Regions from separate parts of the Homo sapiens genome. Here region 1 is linked to region 2. The links are chromatin loops, found by intact Hi-C in ENCODE. Cell type or tissue: PC-3. All regions are shown on one strand. Each heading gives the region's core, and the rest is flanking DNA. Links, peaks and the distances in the headings are about the cores only. Region 1 overlaps LINC02465 (long intergenic non-protein coding RNA 2465). Region 2 has its middle 250 kb from the start of C4orf33.

Evidence for each region. Peaks named below come from ENCODE experiments on the same cell type or tissue, not always from the same donor. Only the 100,000 strongest peaks of a DNase experiment are listed, where the experiment ranks them.
Region 1: a loop joins it to region 2, with 4 times the contacts of the local background. A loop is called at or near these places in 2 of 110 quality-filtered maps.

What each region holds. Positions count from the first base shown.
Region 1 is chr4:129,923,606-129,934,545 of GRCh38, forward strand. All of the region lies in intron 13 of LINC02465 (long intergenic non-protein coding RNA 2465), which reads left to right. Among named protein-coding and RNA genes, the nearest start is that of LINC02465, 160 kb to the left of the region's middle. In PC-3, for the core only: CTCF peaks have their summits at 3,531 (motif pointing right) and 5,647 (motif pointing right); no DNase peak of the experiment used is centred there.
Region 2 is chr4:129,339,572-129,350,511 of GRCh38, forward strand. No RefSeq gene overlaps it. Among named protein-coding and RNA genes, the nearest start is that of C4orf33, 250 kb to the left of the region's middle. In PC-3, for the core only: a CTCF peak has its summit at 4,597 (motif pointing right); no DNase peak of the experiment used is centred there; H3K4me3 peaks cover 1,003 bases.

The DNA of each region.
Region 1 (10,940 bases), core at 887-8,886, 580 kb after region 2:
ATTAACTCATTAATGATTGAATGCATATATGTGTAATTAAATGGATATTCAAAAATTACACTATTGCCACTTCTAAAAACTGCTTTAATACTGAGAATACAATGGAAATGGTAAAATATGTAACCGTAACTGATGTGAAATTACTAAGCAAAAATCATGTCTGGTTTTATTTCAGCATGGAACAGGGTAAAGTTGTTTCCGAAAGTATTTTGAGGAACTCAGAATTTACAGGGATTTTAAAGTTTAAATATAGAATTGGTTAAGGTCTGACAGAACAGTAAAAACTATATGTTGGAGATAATCTTTTTAAAATGAATATTCCTTACATCTTTATCAAACAATAAGAAGTTAATGTATAACTTTGAAAGTCTGAACTCTTTAATTAATGGTAAAATTCAAACAGAAATGCATTCCCCTACATGATTAAATAATCTTTGAGTGAGCTTAATAAACAATGTTTCCGTACTCTCTTGACCTTATTTTTTTTGTTTTTCATAATTTTTCTTTACACAATTTTCAGCCCTAACTCTTGGCACCTTGTTTGTGGTTCTGATGTCATTCACGCTCTGAGGCTTGCTTATCCTGCAATCTTTCTATTTAAGCCTTCTTCACTTTCTGATATTCTATAATTCCCCTACAAAATGTAAGTATGGGTTTTTCTTTATCATTTCTCTTTAGAACTTTCAGGGCCCTTTCAAACTGGGACATCAAATAATCTGGAAAATGTATATTCATTATTACTTTGAGTATTTATTACTCTTCATTTTTATTTCTTATGTTTTTGAAATAAATATGTTATCTAAATATTAGCACTTTGGTTTCTAATATCCCTATCTCTTAGCTTATCTTTTAATCTTTTACATTTTTAAAATTATTTCTTTTTCTGAGAAGTTTTCTTGAGCTGATCTTCCCATTTACTAATACATTTCTCATCTCTAACCATATAACTTAATTCTACCTATTTTATTTATCTATTGTATATGATATATTCTCTTTATTTAGTATTTTTTCCTACTCTTGCTGCATTTTTATATTATCTTTCCATTTCTTTTTTAGTTTATTATTTGACCAGTTTTAAATCTTGATAAATATGTTTTAATAACTCTACTTCTGACAAAACCAGTAGCGTCTTTCTCAAGTGTCTTGTTATTTATATCTAGGAGTTTATTTTCCCTTAGGAATAAAAGCGACTCTGTCAATGCTTATGGAGGAAAGTCAGAAATCAAGTGTCAACTCCAATACGCTAAAGGAATTTTGGGGGAAATGTGGATGGATGAGCCCCAGAGGGGAAAACCCCAATTATCAATAAGCCATTAATAATGGCTGACCCCATTAAACAAATCCTTAGGTAAATGGTTTCACGCTTTGACTCCCAAGAAGAATTAGCTTTAGAATCGAGGATCTCTGCAATAGATACGAATCCACCAATCAGGGAGTTTGAAGGAGAAGGTATAGGAAAGTAGCTTTCCAAATTTATTCCCCATTTTGTCAGCTCCCCCATAAGCACAGGATTTCTGTGTTGTTCCGATTTTGTTCTTGAAGATACTTGTATCAGAGCTCTGAATAGTCATAGGTGAGGACAGGAACCTTTTGTTTTAATGTAGTTTCAGGAGAGAAACAGAAGCAGAGCTCCCATAGATCCTTTCTATTTTTTATGGGCTGACTTCTGCCCAATCAAAGCCACCCCCTCACTCTTACCAGTTCAAACTTCTCTCTGTCACCGCAAAATTTTCTGTATTTCCAGTTGTTTTGATTTGCTTTGTATTTTTACTTCTATGGTTAACTGTCATGTTAAATTTAAAATAATACTTTTTATTCCAATTATACTAGTTTTACTATGAAATAAACAGTATAAAGTAAAAAAATACAGTTTAAGCACAAAAATTCATTATACAGTTTCTATGAAACGAAATCATAGTTCTTTTAATGGAGTTGTTCTACAATCTACACATATTTCTTTGCATTATTTTAAGTGAATTGCATGGGGGGAAAGGAAGACCTAAATATCTTTCTATCTTGATTTTTTGAATAGTGGCTATAACCACATTATCATTTGAAAATACTCTATTTTGCAAGGTCAGGAAATGTAGCAAAAATCTTTAACATTAATTTAGAACTAGTTGAAAGGCAGCAAAATCTAGGCCTTTCATCTATTCTTGAATGATTTCTTATTCAAACTCAGCTGGAGTTCTCAGAGCAGAATGTTCTGCTTTCTTGGATCCTCAGTCAAGGAAACCTTTAACTCACTCTATTTCATAATAAATCCAGGTAGAGCCAGTTATGACAAAATACATGATGGTGTGCCCTACTTTAATAGTGGATGGCTTTCAATTCTGCTGTAATGTATGTTCTCCATTCATTGATTTATTTCAAGTAAAAACAAGTAAAACAATAAGCTAACTATATATCTCCTGAATCAATTTTAAATATATTTAAGCTATTCTAAGCAATTTTAGGTTAAAAAAAGTCTGCTGTTTGCGAAGACTATGAGCAACTGAGTTACATAGTTATTGTTACAAAAGGGTCATAGCTCAGCTTTTGTGTATTAATTATTTTGCCAGCTATTATTATGAATGGCCAAAATGTGTGTATGTTCTTTTTTTCTTTTTTTTTTCAATTTGTAAAACATGCACAGCATGTGGTTATCTGAAAAACTGATATAAGTACTCAAGACTTTTGTAGAAAGATAATACTGTACTTTAAAGTTAAATTTTAATTGTAAGCTCCACATCTTAGAAAATGGAAGAAAGATAAATTAATAACATACTTCTACAGAATTAAATTGGGAAGTGAAATGCATTTGGTATGCGAGACGATTACTACTACCTATGGGAAGACTTGGTTATTACCATCCATAGGATGATAGTTACTGTTTATCAGGATGCTACCCTCTAGAGCTACTAGTTCATTGGGAGTACTGATGTAAATTTTTGATCTTTTTATAACAGCACTAGATGTGTTTCTTATATCAACTCTAGCAGAAGCAAAAAAATTTCCAAAAAAAAAAGATGTGAATGAAAATGGTTTGATCCACAAGTACTTCAAGTACCATTGTTCTTTTGTGTTTCAGGTTATAATGCATGTCCTTAACACACATCCTATTTTTCGCATAATGTAATAACAACACTGCTGTTACATAGTGATTGGTATTATAAAATGTGCTGTGAGATAAATGCTGTTATTATGAAAATCCTATTAGCAAGTCCCTATGTACTGTACATGCAGGGCCGATTTATTAACATACCCTCTGTAGTCACTTTCCCAAAAACAGTTTTACCAGCTATGAAATACTATGCAATAATGCCATTAATAAATGTATCTAATTGCAGTATATAAAAGTGAAACATTGAATAGCTTGAAATGGTTGCTGTGAATGGTGAGATTATTTCAAGTAGATGTATTGAGTAAAGGATAACTATGCTTCCCCTTTTTTATACTGCCACATGTCAAGTAATAGATCATTTAAGTGCATAGTCAGACAGCTGGGCTAACAAGAAAAAGTTGGTTCTTTTATAAAAAGCTGTCAGTAGATGGCAATGTGACTGTTTTATAAGGCATTTTTATTCCATATGGAACTACAAACTTGAGATCATTCACATTTGCTACCTAAATTACTGTAATTTTCCCCAAAAAAAGAGCTCCAAGAGCCCTTTTAAACTATTCTTTAAATAATTGATAGTTACAAATGAAAAGCCAAGCCTAGAATTTCCAAAGTGATCAAAGTTGTTTTAATTTTCCATTGGTCAGGGTTGAATAAAAATAATGTTACAAACTATACCATCAATAACTAGGAATTGCAGAACCTCCATTTCAAACTGAAGTACTTTTAGCAAATCCACATCATACCCTCACTTAAGCACTGCAGCCAGCTATGGCCCAGTGGTGCTGCACTATTAATACAGACCCAGAGGAATGCTGTTGCATTGAGAAAAGTTATTTTGGTATGTTTTCACTCTTTCTTTTATCCTTCCACCCTTCTCCAAATAAATAACCTTTGATGTTTCTAGTGATGTGTTATGTAAATACACATGCATATATAATAACATATAATATTAAATATGCCTTAAAATTTAAAGCATCCTAGGCAGTCTTCATATACTTCAAAGGCCATGGCTTCTGAACTCATTGCACAGTATAAAAACTAAAAAGGAATAATAAATTCTGGAGAGAAATTCTAAGAATTTTAACTAATGGGAAAATTCTGAGAATGAAAAAATATGTTAAAACTCTTGAATAAATTCTCACAGAATATACTAAGATATTATTCAGTTCTACAGAATTATTTCAATGTATTGAACCTTAAACTTGTGATTCCATTTTGGGTTATGCGAGGAGTTAAGAGATACACAGTAATTCCGCCTTATGTGTGGTTTTGCTTCCGACTGCTTCAGTTACTCATGGTCAGCTACAGTCTAAAAATATTAAATGAAAATTTCCAGAAATAAGGAATTCATACATTTTACTTTGCACACCTTTCTGAGTAGTGTGATGAAATCTCGTGCTGTCCCACTCTGTCTTGCCCAGGATACGAATCAACACTTTGTCCAGTGTAGCCACATGTGCATGCTCCCAACTCATTTGCCACTTAGTAGCCCTTTTGATGATTAGGTCTACTGTGGTGGTATTGCAGTGTTGGTGTCAAGTAACCTATATTGTACTTAATAATGGCCCCAAAGTGCAAGAGTGATGATGCTGGCAATTTGGAGTGCTGAAGAGAATATTTAAAGTGCTTCCTTTAGGTAAAAAGCTGAATTTTTTTCTTTTTTTTCTCTTTTTTTTTTTTTTTTTTTGAGATGGAGTCTTGCTCTGTTGCCCAGGCTGGAGTGCAGTGGTGTGATTTTGACTCACTGCAACTTCTGCCTCCCAGGTCCAAGCGATTCTTATGCCTAGCCTCCCAAGTAGCTGGGATTACAGATGTGGAACACCACGCCCGGCTAATTTTTGCATTTTTGTTTTTTATAGAGATGGGGTTTCATCATGTTGACCAGGCTGGTCTTGCCCTCCCGACCACAGGTGATCTGCCCGCCTGAGCCTCCCAAAGTGCTGGGATTACAGGCATGAGCCACCACGCCTGTCCAAAACTTCTTGACTTAATAAAGAAAGAAAGAAAGAAAAAAAAAAAAAATCCTGTGCAGAGGTTGCTAAGAACCTTGGTAAGAATCTTCTATCTATAAAATTGTGAAGAAGAATAAAAAAATTTTTGCTAGTTTTGCTGTCACACTTCAAACTGCAAATGTTAAACAAAAGTGCATGATAAGTGATTAAAGATGGAATGGGCATTAAATTTGTGGGGAGAAGACATGAACAGACAACGTGTTCCAATTGGTGGCAAGGTGTTCTTCCAGAAAGCACTGAATGTACACAGACATCAGCAAAGAATTCCCTGAAATGAGTGACACCAACCTAGTTATTGGAAGTAGGGAAAGCCTACACAGATTCAGGAAGAAGAAGAGTCTAAGTACAGCACATTATTTTGACAGAGGGAGAGACCATATCACATAACTTTTATTTTACTATATTGCTATAATTGTTCTATTTTATTATTATGGTTAATCACTTATTGTGCCTAATTTATAAATTAAATTTCATTATAGGTTTGTGTGTATAGGAAAAAACATAGTATATACAGGATTCGGTACTACAGGGGGTTTCAGGCATCCACTAGGGGGCCTTAGACCCTATCACTTGATAATGGGGATGAGTGTATTATCAGGAATGAGAGTCTATGAAGGGGCAATGTGGTATAATGAGGAAACATTATTCAGTTAAGAAATGTAGGTACTAGTCATAGTTTCATCTACAAAAAGTCCATTAAATAATCTGGGTTGCCATTTTATCTGTAAGAAGAATGAAATTAACTCATAGATATCTAATATTTCTTCAGTTTTCCTTAGCAACCAAAGGCCTCACCTCACTTTGATCAGTAAGGTACCTAAAAAAAAGATAAATCCTGGGGATCCTATTCAGTTCAGAATCTCTAAGACTTGATTAGATTTCTCCCCAAATGAACTACTCATCAGTTCAAATCTCAGAAATCAATAATTACAAGGGTGGCTTCTTTTTCCCCCCATAATTCCTTAGCTTAAGTCTTGAATATGGTAAAGGAAAATTCATAAACTGCAAAGGATCCTTGGATCCGTAACAGAATAACTTTGACAGTGTTTAAATTAAGAATAGCATTGAAACCACATTTGCAAAATTATAACTGAGGAAATTATGTCAGTGAAAGAGATCAGACCTAACCGACCCCATCTTCCTTTTAACCTCTAAACTTTCTGTTCATTCCTGGGTGTAGGCCAAACTGGTCTAGGGAAGGAATTTCGTTTATAGTTTAAACTCTGAAACAAAACGGATAATAGCTCTTTCCCGAAAAATCCCATCTTGCCTGGGGAGCAGTCTGCCTTTGTAGGACTAACAAGTTAGCTAAAAGACTGGATATCTCACGGGTTGGGGGCCATGCAGCCCCTGGCTGCAAGAGTCTAGAACTCCCCAAATTCCTCCTAGGAGTAACATCACTATTGCAAAACCTAAGATCAGTGCTTGAGATATTTTGCAGACCCTGCATTCCGATGCAGCAGATGACACCACTCAGACTGATAATCTGGCTCAACCAGTTCTGCGATCCCACCCAGAACTCAGCAAGAACTCACTTCGACCCCCTATGATTTCATCTTCAACCCCACCAGTCAGCACTCCCCACTTTCGGAGCCCACACCCGCCGAATTATCCTTAAAAACTCTGGTCCCCAAATGCTCCAGGAGACTGATTTGAGTAATAATAAAACTCCGGTCTCCGGCATAGCTGGCTCTGCGTGAATTACTCTTTCGCCATTGCCTTTCTCCTGTCTTGATGAATCGGCTTTTTCTAGGCAGCAGGCAAGGTGAACCCCTTGGGCGGTTACAGCATCTCTTGTGGAAATAATGAATATAATTTCAAATTTGCTTATATTTAAGAATTAAGGGACATAGTAAACTTGCTTTTTAAGTTTGATTTTAATAATTCTTAAAAAATCAGTACTTCTCTTTTAATGATTTATTTTCAATAAATCTTAGTAGTTTGTATTGTTAGGACAAATGCATACTAAAAATAAGAGGTTTGATTTTTTCCTGTTAGAAATGAAAGATTTTTATCTCTTCTTTGTTTTTTCAGAGCATTTTAGCTTGAAAAAAAATGTGTATTTTCTCAACTCTTTGAAATGCATATAAATCCTTTTGAAGACTACATAGGCCTTTGTTGGCCTTTCATGACCCAATAATGTCTTTCTCAAGAGCCTGGGAGCAATTTCTTTAATATACAACCATCCAGGAAGATAGCACCCCTATCTGCCAGTTTCTGCGGATGGATAGGAACCTAGCTTTCATGGAGATCACCTTGCCCCAAGTTGCAAAACTACCTACTGTCATAAGAAAATGGTGTGTGTGTGTGTGTGTGTGTGTGTGTGTGTGTGTGTGTGTGTGTGTATGTATGTACGTTTTCAGGTAAAACTATTTAGCTAACACAGGCAGACATTTTAATTACCACGTAAAGTTAAGGTGGGTTATGTATGACAAATGATGTTTTCAAGTCCTCTTATTTGAGAGCTAGTTATTGTGTATCTTGAAAACATATAGGTAATGGGTTGTATCTTCTTGGCTATCTATTAATAAAGAGTGAGATTTCTGTTTTTATAATCTCCTAGCAGATTGCCTGTGATGCTCATTACAGTCTAGTGTAATGTTTACATATACAACGATAAAAAAGGTTTTCTTTCTCTACTACCTTTCTGCAGAGGATTTCTGAACTGGGATAAAATTTTGTTTTCAATTCTATTTCCAAAAAATATTTAACGAGAATTCAGATTTGCTTTTCTTGCTTTGGATTTTCTTCCTATCAACTCAATTCAACTTTAACTATTCCCCTGGGCAAGAATCATATTTCTATACTAGTTACCAATTCCTATTGATACAGTTGCAATTTATCCTCATGATGTTTTATTCTTTATTGAAGGTAATTGTACTCTTTGTAGTATGACACTTTCTTGAAAATAAAGCAATCAAGCAAGATATAAAGAAATAAGCTAACAGGGAAATGTTAATACTTTTTAAAATAAGGAAGCAAACCCTTTAGATGAATTTTCACCTAAAAAATATTTGAAGTTGTAGATGAAATGTTTTAGTTAATCTGAATAGCTTTGTTTGCCGATATTTGTGGTTAAACGGGTGTTAAAAAGAAATGTAAAGCAAATATAATACTAGTCAGAATTCTATCATTCCATTTGTGAAGAAAATTATACTAACCATTAAAAAGGATTTATGCATATTTCCTATTAAAATAGAACTTTCTCTTCAAGGAAAACATGAGAAGACAGAGACTTTTGGATTTCTTTTGGAAGTAGACATTAAAATAATTAAGATCTATATATTTTAAAGTATCTTTCTTTCAAATATCCTTGAAGTTGGTCTTTAATCAGTAGTTTCATTAGACATTTCTCCATCTGCCATCATCACATGCGTATGCAAGTGAGAAAACTTGTTCTGTGAAGTGATACTTTAATATTATTTTTAAATCAAGTGTCTAGATGGAAGGTTATACATCTTCAATTTTGCAAGATTTTCTTAAACACTGACTAAAACACAAAAATATATTTTTGCTGTATAAATGACAATATTTCCACCTTGTAAAAACATAGGCAATTTTTTACTATATTAAATAGATTTTGAATGACCATAAAACATTCATAATATTTTTCTAAGTTTTATTCTTGCTGTATTTGGGGTATAAATTCTATACAGAAACATGAAAGTTCATTGACTCGCCCTTCATTTTTTTAATAGAGTTTCGATATGAATCTTAAAGCATAGATTTGGTTTTTCAAGAAGAGGGAGTTAAAAGAATAGCATCTATAATCTGGGTATTCTTAATATCTGAACTCCACACTAGCTAGGCCTACTAAATGATTAGTGTTGAAGGTTAGATTGCACGTCATTCAAAAGACAATTTTCTCTGAACTGGCAATAATATCATAGACTGGCCTAAGACCTCAAAGTCATAAGTTATTATCAATCTGTCTTCAGAAGAGATGTTAGCTTACAAAAAATCTCTGAAGTTAAAGGAAAAGAATCAACTTGCATGAAACATATATTAACTCCCTTGTTTGAGGGACAGTATACAGCAAATTTTCTATACACTTATTGTTTCTGGACAATTCCATGATGAATCGATTGTGAAACTCATTACATTTTGGAGATTGACATTTAAACTCTGATTGAGACCAAGTATATTTTCTGCATGCAATCAGACTTCATTGATGTCTATACTATTCTAAGTATTATGCCAGGTACTATTCAGACGCTAGATAAAAGACTGTTAGGTTATACCATTGAAAATAAAAGCTTCTTGACTTCTCAATATATTTATTCTGATTTACTTACTTAGATTTTTAGATGTAGCTTTTATGTCATACTGAGGAGGAAATATCTGAAGGCTAAATGGAATTGTAATCCTCCAGAGTTGAAAGCATGCTAAGAAACTTTTAGTTGATTTCTTCCTTCAGTCAGGACTACACTATCTCAGATATGCAAAAATAATTCCAAGAATATTTTTAATATACAACAATTGTTTTACAGTATAAAAACCCTGAATCTAAAAAAATGTGGCTACACAACTAAAACATTTACTGAAGAAAATATTTTATCTTAGATGAGTAGAGTTTTCTGACAGCTTTTTTGATGACATCTAGGACAGTTAAGTTATGACCCTCAATTTCTGGCTTTCCTATTTGAATAAATACTTTTTTTCTTATGATTTTACTCTTTGGAAGATATGCTTAAATTAGCTTTAAGTACACATATATGTCAAAATAATATCTTGGTTTCTAATCATGTTCAGGTAAATATATATTGCATTTCTCAGAAATTCATTTAAGCTTTTTAGCTTGTTTTTTGTGACTTAAAGGGTCTTTTACTAAAAACACAAACAAAAAACTAGTATTTGCCTCATTAAATTTTTTTTTAAAAAACTAAAATACTCCAGAGCTTAGGTGTATAGTTTTAAGTTCTGTAAATTAAGATATTATTTGGCAGCAAACATTTTTTATTTGTTCAGCTAGATCTATTTATTTTATAACCAGCACTTTTAAATTTATCATTGTTATAAGATTTCATATATTTAAAAATTACTCTTACTCTGATTTATAGCCAGAACAATAATAAAATCACTCTTTTTCTGTAACATCTTCAACTAAATTTTATGTTCTGATACTATTTCTCTTTGGAGGACAACTTAGTTTTATGCGTCATCAACATGCAATAACTGGATAAATAATTGTTTATTTAGATCTAACTTACTTCCATAGAAATTGTGGCAAAATAAAGAGAAAATTGGATTGCTCAAATGAAAAAATTATTAGTAGTTTTGTGTGTTGTGAACTCCAAGAACCATTGTGGGGATTATTATTTAGATCCAGTGGTATTTGTTCCTGAGTTTGCAGTGATTTCCACAGTACTCCACAGGGTGGGTTTTTAAACAATTTTATATATTTAATTGTTTCATTTCATATGTATTTACGGTAACAATTGGTATTTATTAGCAATGGCCAGGTGTCTATTACGCCCAAAGTTTAGGAATACTTAAACATGGCTGTATCCTTTTTTAAAGTTGCATAAAAAGGTCCTTATATACAGGTATTTGTCCTGATAGAAAATAATTGATTAATAATGTACAAGGGGATAGTAGCAGCTGCATGGTAAACAAGGAAGTTCAGGAATAGAACACTTTAAGTAAGAGAGGAAAACTGTGGGCTTGGGAATTTCTGTGTCTAAAATGAGCATAGATTTTAAAATCTATTCATGTGTTTAAATGTCATAATATTATTGATATTCATATCTTAACCAGATATGCATTCCACAGCTAATATTTACACTATGATTTCATTATTACTTTCACAATTTATATTATTAGGT
Region 2 (10,940 bases), core at 1,402-9,401:
TCATGTAGAGGTCTATTTGCATTGGGTCATAGTGTAAAGTATATTTCTTAATTTAGAACAAGGTCAAAAAGTTTGTAAAACACTGTAGGGTTGGTTCATGACAATGCATAGCTGAGGATAAGGTTATTGGAAGTGTCTGTGTATTCCGAACAATCTAGCAAAGAACCAGCCAGTTCCTGAGCCAACATCCTGTGTGGAGTGAAATTGATACCCCAGCATCTCCAAACCAAACAATCATACACTTATAAAAGACTGTGTTGCTAGACTTGCATGTTTCCTTCAAAACTAGACTAAATACCTTTAAAGCTATTCTCTCTCTATCCTTTGAAAATTAATAAAAGCTATAATTGTTTATTTTTCCTTTTATATCCAGTGGAGAAATATGTATTTGGTCTTACCAGATTTCCTTCAGGCCGAACCAAAACTTTCCCAATTGCACTTTTATTTTCATGGACAAGGTAACATTATTTAGAAAATATATGATTTTTCTTAGGTTAAAAATAAAGTACTCCTAGACACCTCAATTTCATGGCAAAACTTTTTTTTAAACTTTTATTTTAAGTGCAGGGATACAAGTACAGGTTTGTTACCTAGGTCAACTTGCATCATGGGGGTTTGTTGTACAGATTATTTCATCATCCAGGTATTAAGCCTAGTTCCCATTAGTTGTTTTTCTCAATCTTCTCCCTCCTCCCACCTTCCACTCTCTGAAAGGCCCCAATGTGTGTTGCTCCCCTCTGTGTGTCCATGTGTCCATGTGTTCTCATCATCCAGCTCCCATTTATAAGTGAGAACATGTGGTATCTGGTTTTCTATTCTTGTCTTAGTTTGATAAGGATAATGGCCTCTAGCCCTCCATTCATGTCCCTGCAAAGAACATGATCTCATTCTTTTTTACGGCTGCATAATATTTCATGGCAAAACTTAAGGTGTATTAAAAACAATACAACTTCTCTGAATAGGTAAATCTTACTTAAACAGATTATGTTCTAAAAATTCATTTTATGAAAAGTATTTGGAATTTAAAACCATGTCCTCATTAAGAGTGTTATAATTTGATGGTGGGCTTGTCATGAAAGTCTTTGGAATCCAGTGTACCTGAAATATGAATAAAATACATTGCCTGGATCCATAACCCTCATAATTACTTCTGAGCCCCATAGACCCCTGGGAAGTGGAAGTGGTTGTTACTAGGGTTGATTTGGGGACATGGCGAGGCTAGTAGGTGGGCAGGTTTATTAGTTTCCTAGGGCTGCCATACCAAATAGCACAAACTGTGAGGGCTTAACACAACAGAAATGTATTTTCTCATGGTTCTGGAAACTAGATGTTCAAAATCAAAGTGTCAGCAGGGCCATGTGGGCTCCCTCTGAGGTTCTGGGTAGAATCCTACCTTGCCTCTTCCTGCCTTCTGGTGGTGGCCATCAATCCTTGGCATTCCTTGGCTGGCAGCTTCATCACTCACCTTCTACCTCTGTCATCACTTGACCTTTTCCCCCATGTGCTGCATCTTAGAAGGATGTTAGCCATACTGGGTTAAGGACCTCTCTTACTACAGTATCATCTAATCTTAACAAATTATATCTGCAATGACCCTATTTCCAAATATGGTGACATTCTCAAATACTGAGGGTTAGGACTTCGACATATCTTTTTGGGAAACACAATTCAACCCATAACAGTGAGCAACTGGGAAGCTGCAGAAGGGCAGAAATCTATAGAGTTCTGGGTTCTCCAATGGCTGCTGTGTTACTGGCAAGAGCTTAGAGACCCCCCGTTGTTTGGATGTGGGGATAAGGATTACTCATAAGTCAACTAATTCATGAATGCTTCTATTTTACAGGTCACAGTTACTTTGAGTGGAAATAAACAAATAAGAAAATTCTATATTTAAAGAAAATTGCCTTCACAATCAACAACATTTTTATTTGAACCATGTCCTAAAAGCTTTCATTCCTCCTCTGAGATTCTAACAATATCTCCATCAGTGTGAACTACAATATTAGGAAAAGAAGAGGATAACTTCAGGGGAGAATTAGGCAGAAAGCAAGGTGTGTTATGTAACACCTGGGAGGCTAAAGAAAGAGGCTATTGACTGTGAGCCAAATTCAACTCTCAGCACATTGCTCCTAGGCAATGGACAGGAGTGTATGAGTGGCTGAGAGCAGGGCTGAGCTTCGAAGCAAATTACTTTTTCTACAAATGCTCTTTTATTTCTAAGCTCACTTCAGTGCAGATGTGTCTCCTTCATAAGTGAATCTTAAGGATCAATTTATAATCTTGGATCCACACTGTGGATATTGTGCTAGTCTTTGTCAACAGTAAATTTTAAGACAAGAAAGTTCAGAGAAATAGGGGATTAATATTAAGGCGGCTTTTATTCTTCATTAGTTTCTTACAGAAATATTATTTCATGTAAAAGGAATCTTGGTGTCCTAGTTTATCTTTTTCTCATCGTTTAACAGGTATAATATTAAATAGAATTAAAATCAGGAGTAGTATCACATGCTTATATCACCTTGTTATATTTTAGCAAGCTTTTGAAAAAGTCGAGCATGCACAGAGAAAAACTTAAAAGAGTAATAAAGGTATGTGCTGAACAGTCAATCTCCTTCTCACCCAAACATCACATATTCTTGTTTTATCCTTGTAAGAAATATGAAAAGTTATTCCTTTTAATGTTGCTTTCATTTTGAAGTTGTCACTCCTGCTTCCTAGCTGGTAGGACTGGTGTGGCAAATTGCTTTTCCAGAAGAAGAAAATGGTTTACTGATCTTTTTGGTCATCAAGATCAGGAGTTTAAAAGATGGTGGTCAGGGTGAGGAGTGGAATCCATGCAACCAGGAGAAAACCACGAACTGTGACTTTCTCACCTGGGTCATCTGCATGTTGTACCCAGAAGTCGGGAGAAACGACATTCAGGAAGATATGCACACATTAAAATTGGAATGGGAGAATTCTCCAGAATATGAAATTTCTCTTCTCATTGGAAGAAAAGGAAGAATGGGCCTGAAAACTGTCCTTGTTTGGATGGAAACTTAAACAGCCTGTGTTGCAAATAGTCCTCATTAAAATGCCCCCTGTGTGCTTTAGTTCTCCTGAAAAAACTACCAACACCAAGGTAGGGTCAAACCGGCTCAATAAATTTTAAATGATATTAATTATTCCCATGCAACTCCATAACTCAGTTTCTGGCTTAAAACCGTGAAACTTGCTAAGGTCTTTTTTGCTCCTGCAGCGTGGACCCTAGTGAAAAGGCATTATAAAAGGTTATTGCAGTCAGGTCTGTGAAAGACCTGTCGATTGAGAGGGAAGAAAATGCAAGTAGACATTATAAAAGATTACTTTCTGTGCTGCTAATGATCACTTTTGGTTTCAGTTTTCCTGAATGTTCAGGAAAGAAAGAGCTCACAGGAAAGGAATTTATTGCAAAAGAATAATTGCCCAATACATTACATGGCACGGTAGGGTTATAATGAGCATGAGGAAGGGCAATATCTAACCAACCCTTGGAGTTACAGTAATAGTTTGATTCAACTTCCTTATACAGACTGCTGAGCAACCAGAGAGCCAGAGAGGTTTTTTCTTTTCTTTTTTTTTCTCCCCGAAGAATTGGACTGCAACTGTTTTGAAACTTTCTTGGGGGAAATGCAATTATTGACAAGATTTAATAAAGCCAAGACAACTGAATGTGATGAGATGAACCCCTATTCTTTTGTTCTTTCTATGCAATGTAAGAAAATAGCAAGAAAACGATTACATTATAACTAAATGAATTAAACAAAGCTCCGAAACATAAATTAGAATTTAACTATGCCATTAAAAACTAATTTAATTTGCAAGGCATCATTACTAGGTAATAAAGACCCATTGCAAAATGTACAGCAATATCTTGTGAACATGTAAAAAAAAAGTGATAAATCTCATTGAGCAGATGAGTTTCTGTTGCATTAGCAGATACAAATGCTGAATAGATGTTTCAGTATATAATGAAAGCTAGCAAGTAATGGAACGATTGGTTTCGTTAATTTTTTTTTTTTTGCCGTAAATGGTTTTGTAGTTAAGGAAAGGCCTCAGGGAGAGTTGGAGAAGCACAAATTTGGTGCATGGACTTGGTGCCATAAAATCTGCTCTCAAACCAAGACAAAGAGAAGACATTTAAATATTTCGTTTGACAACATATGAAATATATTGTAGCCTACTTCATTCAAGTGCAAACAATATCTTGTTTCAGCTAATTGAAAATCTGATGGAAAATACAGTCTTTTCCCTAAAGTGTATCTTATTCAATTGTGTTGGAAATAACAAGGTATATATAACAAATTCAAGAGATGTGAATAAAGAATTTCTTCAGTTCTGGGGTTACCAGTTTAAAACTTACTAAAAAAAAAAAGCATTAAGTTTTTTATCCGATCAGAATAAGATGAAATAAAGTTTCAGAAAATTCATTTCATCGGAAATGAGTTTTAAATGTATACTTTCTAATAAAACAGCTAACGATAAGCATTTCCGCTTCTGTCTGTACTATTTTGCCTGAGCCTGCAGGTAGAATCCAGTATCATTTTACTGACAGCCATCATCGAGTACTGCCAGGAGATGGCAGTAAAACTCCGCTTTTCTAATCCAGCCTACGCTAGCGTCTAAAATTATTGTAACTTTTTTTTTAATGGGATCACAGCATTAATATAAGGTGGAGATGAAAACTTATGTATTCCCCCGGTTGTGTTATTTCCTCTGAGGTTGTGCATTGACTTTGTGTTGCGATTGGACTTTGGCTCATCCACGTAATTATGCTCCCAAATAGAGTTTCACAAAAGGTCACGTGCTACATTATTGTAGGAATGATTTTATTAAATTGCTTAGTGAGTTGATGCAGTTAGACGTGTTCATTTATGTTTTACATTCCGTCATGAAATCTTAATGTTAAAAAAGTTAACACTTTGTTTAAATGTCATCTCATCAATGCAGCATTCCGCAAATTACCCCTCTGAGCTAACACCCGTCTTCCATGCCGCATTTACCCATTTACAAACCTAGAGACTAGAGCTTCCTGCTTCACCTTGAGATTTTCTGTTTATTTATCTGCTGTCTCATTCATTTGTAAGCTTCTCAAAGGCAGGTGTTACATTTTGGGTCTGAATCGCTGGTAGTTCTCCACCCAAATGTCACTTTGTAGTACTCAAAAGAATGTGTTGAACTAACTCAAGTCTCATCTGAAGGCTCAGAGGAAGTGTGTTTTTAATATATTGCTCTATTTTATAGAGCAGCGAAGTGGTGTATTTAAGGACAAGTCAGGGAATCTTGGCTTACAAAATGAAGCCAAAAACTCCTAACTTTAATTTTGCTGAGCACACAAACAAGAAACTTTACTGACTGTGGTAATTAATAGAAAATGATATATTGAGTTGCATTGCCCAGCTCTGAAATGGGGCCACTTTCTAACATATAACTTTCTTACAGTTCATTACCAAGAATGAAAAATTTTAAATCTAATGAAATGGCAGGGGAGACAGAATGTCAATACTAAGGTGAAATGAACCTTTAAATGCAGAATTATCAATAAATGTATTATTGATTTTGGGAGAGTAGTCATAGATACAGTCATTTATTTGTGAAGCCACTTACTTTTTGTAAATGATTTATTGCAGATGAAGTGAGGAAAGACTATATTTTATTTCAAAATTATGGATGCAAAGAGATGAAATAATTATCCAAATGATCTTTACGCAGACTACATTTCCTTTATTTATATTACTTTTAATGTCGTAGCATTCTTTAATATATTATGCCCTAAATGACTCCTAAAAGTTCCTAAGTTAAAAGGCTTCGTCTCTAAACTATTATTAATAAGGAAACATTTACTGAGCCCCCGGGACTTTCAGATGGAGAACATTTCTCCCACCACTCAAGTTTACTTGTCTTTACAACTAGATTTACTGGCTGCACACAGTAAAGAGGAATGTCTGTGCTCTGCCTCCCCCATTCCTCATTGCAGTAGACTCTTGCTACTACTAGTTCTAGGATCTTCTTGTCTTCCGAAGAGATGGATTCTTCCTGGCACAAGATTTTCCTGTCAGCACTGGGAAGACAGTGTGGAGTGCAGGGCCCTGGGTGCCATGCGCCCTGCTGGCGGCTCTGATCGCTTATTACTTATGGGGTGCTCTCATTCACACACTCCTAGGTTTAGGCTTGGCAGGTCTTGTTGTGCCATAATTCATTTAAATGTAATTCATAAGAGGAAAGGAGAAGGCAGCTGAATGTGAAGCACAGACACAGCCCTTCTGCATTTGAAAGTGTTGTGCAATTTATTCTCAGTGATGTGGATTCACACAGGCCCAGTGAACAGTTAAAGCTTTGTAAAACCCTCTATTAAAGAGAGGAAAGCTGAGGTACCAAAGGAGTTTTATATATCAGTGATTTCCTTGTGGTCGAGATAACAAATGAGGATGATAATTACCTACTTATCTATGTTTGTTTTCTAAGGACCAAATAAAACAAAAGAAAATAAAAAATGCTTTTGAATATGTGTAACAATTATAGTTGTCATTATTATCGACGGTGAGTACAGGCTTTGGGAGTGGGTAGGCAAATTCCATATCATAAGTCTCATAATTTGAAGAACAGTGATTCTGGTCAGTTGCAACTCACGTCATTATGACACCAATTGGGCAATATTCTGTGACTCCTCTGCCTTTTACAGAGAAACAAACTAGACCACACCTCAGTAAAAACCAAATCGATAGGACCATTTTCACAGATCCACTTCTACTACTGCTGTTCTTCTGTGTTTAGAAGATAGTGGGTGGCTTGCGGGCAGGGGTCAGGTAGACTATGTTGGAGACAACTTTCTCTTGTTTTGGTATTCTCAGTGGCAAAGGTCATTGTCCACAGGGAGTTGTTGTTAATCCAGAGGCACCTGCTTATTTTTTTTTCACCACATTAATTTACATGAAAGAAGCCAACTTGGCATTCATTCGTTCCTAATAGGGGAACTCTGCCTTCAGGCAGTGGCATTTAGCAGCAGGTTCTGCTATTTCTTCATCCTGGTGGTACATGGGTATTGCTCCTCACAGAGTTAAACTGTAGTAGAGAAACATGAAAAGAAAGCTCAATGATGCTGTCTTGTATGGAACATAATACACTGTTATAACAAACAGAGCTTGATAAAATACCAGCAGCAGGGAGCACAGTTATTTATTGCTTCAAGAGAAAATCAAGCAAAATAGCTACAAATTGCCTAAAGTACATTCCTCCCATCTTTCTTGAGTTTCAGTCTCTTTGGCTATAAAACAGAAAAGGCCTTTGTTATTTCCCAAGCCAAGATTAGCCTCCCTTAGTGTGCAGTGCCTGCTTTGGCTTCGTGTGAAGGAATGAGCTTAAATCTGACCCAGAGAGCAATTACCTTAGAATGATTACAAAACACGTGCAAAAAGCTGAGTGTGCACCTGCTGGTAGACATACATCTGAGGCTATGGCTTGAGAACAAGCTCATTAGAGTGGCATCTCGCATTCTTGTTTCTACAGTGCCTTGAGGCATCAGCCAAGATGCTGAGGTTGCCTTCTCTTATTTCATAGAAAATATGGAAAAGTTAGATGAGTCGAGTGTCAAATTAAGAGAAAAAAAAACCTTTAGGAGAAGTGCCAGAGGAAAACCTCCCTGTTCTAAAACACTGCTCACTATTTCTGATCCACACTGCATTACTATGTCATGTACAAGACAGTGAAAGTCTTACATACAGACATACCCCCGGAAGCGAGCTATGAACCCCACAGGTCTTCTAAAAATACTCAGTGCCTCATCAACATGGCAGGCTTCAAAGAGCTCCTGTTCCTAAGGGGAAGGTTGCCTCTTTTAGGCTGCAGGTGTGGCCATGACGTTGTGAGAGTGTGTGGAAATGCCATGTTCCATGACCGCAGCACATGACCATGGCTTGTCATTGAAACAACATGTCTTTGGTAGTACATTCTGCAATCTTTACTCTGTTCTTCTCAGAAAACTATAAGGTCAGTTAGAATATAATTATCGAAAGTAGAGAATAAAGGGGAACCTAGTTAATGATAAGGACTGGTAATATATGGGGACTAGTAAAATAATTGAACATAAAGTCTATATGCCTAATAGGCTTCTGGCATAACATCAGTGAGCAGAGCATGCTGCTAATATTACACATTTGCAGTTAATCTTCAAATAAATGTTAAAAAGTTAAGTCCAGTTTAGAGATCAGCTGCTATACAATATATTGGGTTAGAACCATGACCTAGACAAGCATCTGGGCAAATCATTGAGGTGCAAATATTTAGCCTGGTGTGGTGGCACATGCCTGTAATCCCAGCTACTCAGGAGGCTGAGGCAGGAGAATCGCTTGAACCCAGAAGATGGAGGTTGCAGTGAGCGGAGATCACACCATTGCACTCCAGCCTGGGCAACAAAAGTGAAACTCCATCTCAAAAAAAAAAAGTATATCAAAGTATTGGTTTGTTTAGCTTAAATGGAAACAGTATAAAATATTTTACAGAAACCAATAACTAAGATGCGGTAATAATCTTTATCAAAACATTGAGGATGACTGCTTAAAATAACACAGTTCGTAAATAGCAGAGGAGTTAAAGCAAATGCAGAAATTGGGTATTACTCAGCTAAAGCCACTTTTGGTTCTTCTGAACAACATTGTTTCACAAGAATTAACTGGTTGGATATCTCATCAATCTAGATAAATATTATAGTTTGATATCGGGAATACAGTATCTTTTATAGTGTTTATGTCCTTCAATTCTAGATGATTGATGTGTGTTTGCTTAGTAGAGTCCATTCTGTTATTATGTAAATCACCCACAAATTATTATTTCATCAATTCCATGATGATTGATTGAACGTATGCTTGGGATTGCTGGTGTTACAAAAATGTTTAGGACTTGGTCCTTGTTCTCAAAGAATTTATAGCCTAGTAGAATTATACTAAAGGAGCTTATAAGTAACAATGAATTCAAAGTGGTGTATATTTAGTGCAGAAAAGTTAGATCTAGTAGTTTTTGGGTGGCTCCATCTAAAGCTGGAAATCACAGACTGGAAGCTCAGCCACACACTAGTGGTTTGACCTTGGCAGGTTGCATAACTTTTCCCAGCCAAATTTCTTACATTTAAATAGATTAGTATTTTTTTGCGAGTATCAAATGATATATGAAATGGGCATTGTAGTGCACTTGGTTAAATTATAGGACTGTAATTAGGATTCAGACGAGGATGACGTTGCATCTGATTGAGAGACTTCATTAAAAAAGGGGTAATATTTAATCGGAAGTCTTGAATACAAAGTTCAATTTTCAAAGCTGGGGACATTTTCACCTAAAGGAGCAAAGACACTCAAAGTAGAAACAAATTAGATTTCTTTTTAAATTTTGGTAAAATATACGTAACATAAAATTTATCATTTATCATTTTGACCATTTTTTAGTGGACTGTTCAATGGCATTAGGGCATTCACATTGTTGTACAACCATGGTCATCATACATCTCCAGAGCTTTTAAAATCTGAAACCGAAACTCTATATCTACTAAATAACAACTCCTCATTTTCTTTCCTCCCAGCCACTGACATCCACCATTTTTTCTTTCTTTCTCTATGAATTTGACTCTTCCATAATAGATACCTCGTATAAGTTATATCATACAATACTTGCTTTTTGTGTAGAAGTGACACATCTGTGTGTCAGAATTTCCTTCCTTGTAAAGAATGAATAATGCTCATATATATATATATATATATATATATATATATATATACCAGTATTCCATATATATGTGATATATAGTGGAGTATTATATATTAATATGTAGATGGATAGATGTATCTCACAGTTTATTTGTTTATCTGTCAATGCACACTTGGGTTGCTTCCAACTTTTGGTTATTGCAAATAATGCTGCTATGAACATGAATGTGCAAATATCTGTTCAAGTCTCTGCTTCCAATTCTTTGGGATATATACTCAGAAGTGGAATTGCTCGATCGTATAGTAATTCTATTTATAAACTTTTGAGGAACTGCCATGTTGTTTTTGCATAGCAGCTGCACTATTTTACATTCCCACTAGCAGTGTGTGAGGGTTCCAGTTATCCTTACATCCTCACCAACATTTGTTTTTTGTTTTATTTTGTAAATGACACTTATCCTAATGGGTGTGAAGTGATATCTCATGGTTTTGGCTTGAAATTCCCTAATGAAATTCCTGAGCATCTTTTCATGTGCCTATTGGGCATTATATATCTTATTTGGAAAAACATCTATTCAAGTATTTTGCCCATTAAAATAATTTTTTTTGTTGCTGTTGTCAAGTTATAAGAGTTCTTTATATATTTCTGGCATTAAACCTTTATTGGACATATGATTTGCAAATATTTTCTCCCACTCTGTGGGATGCCTTTTTACTTTGTTAATAGTGTCCTTTGTGCAAAAAAAAATTAATTTTCTGTAATCTGACTTATTTTTTCTTTTGTTCCCTGTGTTTTGGGTGTCATATTTTAAAAATCATTGCCAAAGTCCAATGTCATTATGCTTTTCTTCTATGTTTTCTTCTAAGAGTCTTATAGTTTTCGCTCTTACATTTAGATCTTTGATCCATTTTGAGTTAACTTTTATACAGCGTGTAAGGTAAGGGTACAACTTGATTTTTTTTTTTTGCATGTGTATATCCAGGTTTCCCAGCACCATTTGTGTAAAAGATTGTCTTTTCCCCAACAAATGAGATAATTTTTGAAGAAAAGAACATGCATAGAGTAGTTAAGAATCTAGTCAAAGAGCAAGCTGACAAGTTCATTGTGGTCATATCCTAGGCTACATGTTGGGCTCAGAAGTTTGGTCTTAATTTAGTAGAGACCATGGTATTATTGATTAGTAGGGAGGGTGTATATAGTGTGAGCAAGTTTGCAAGCAAAAGAGAATA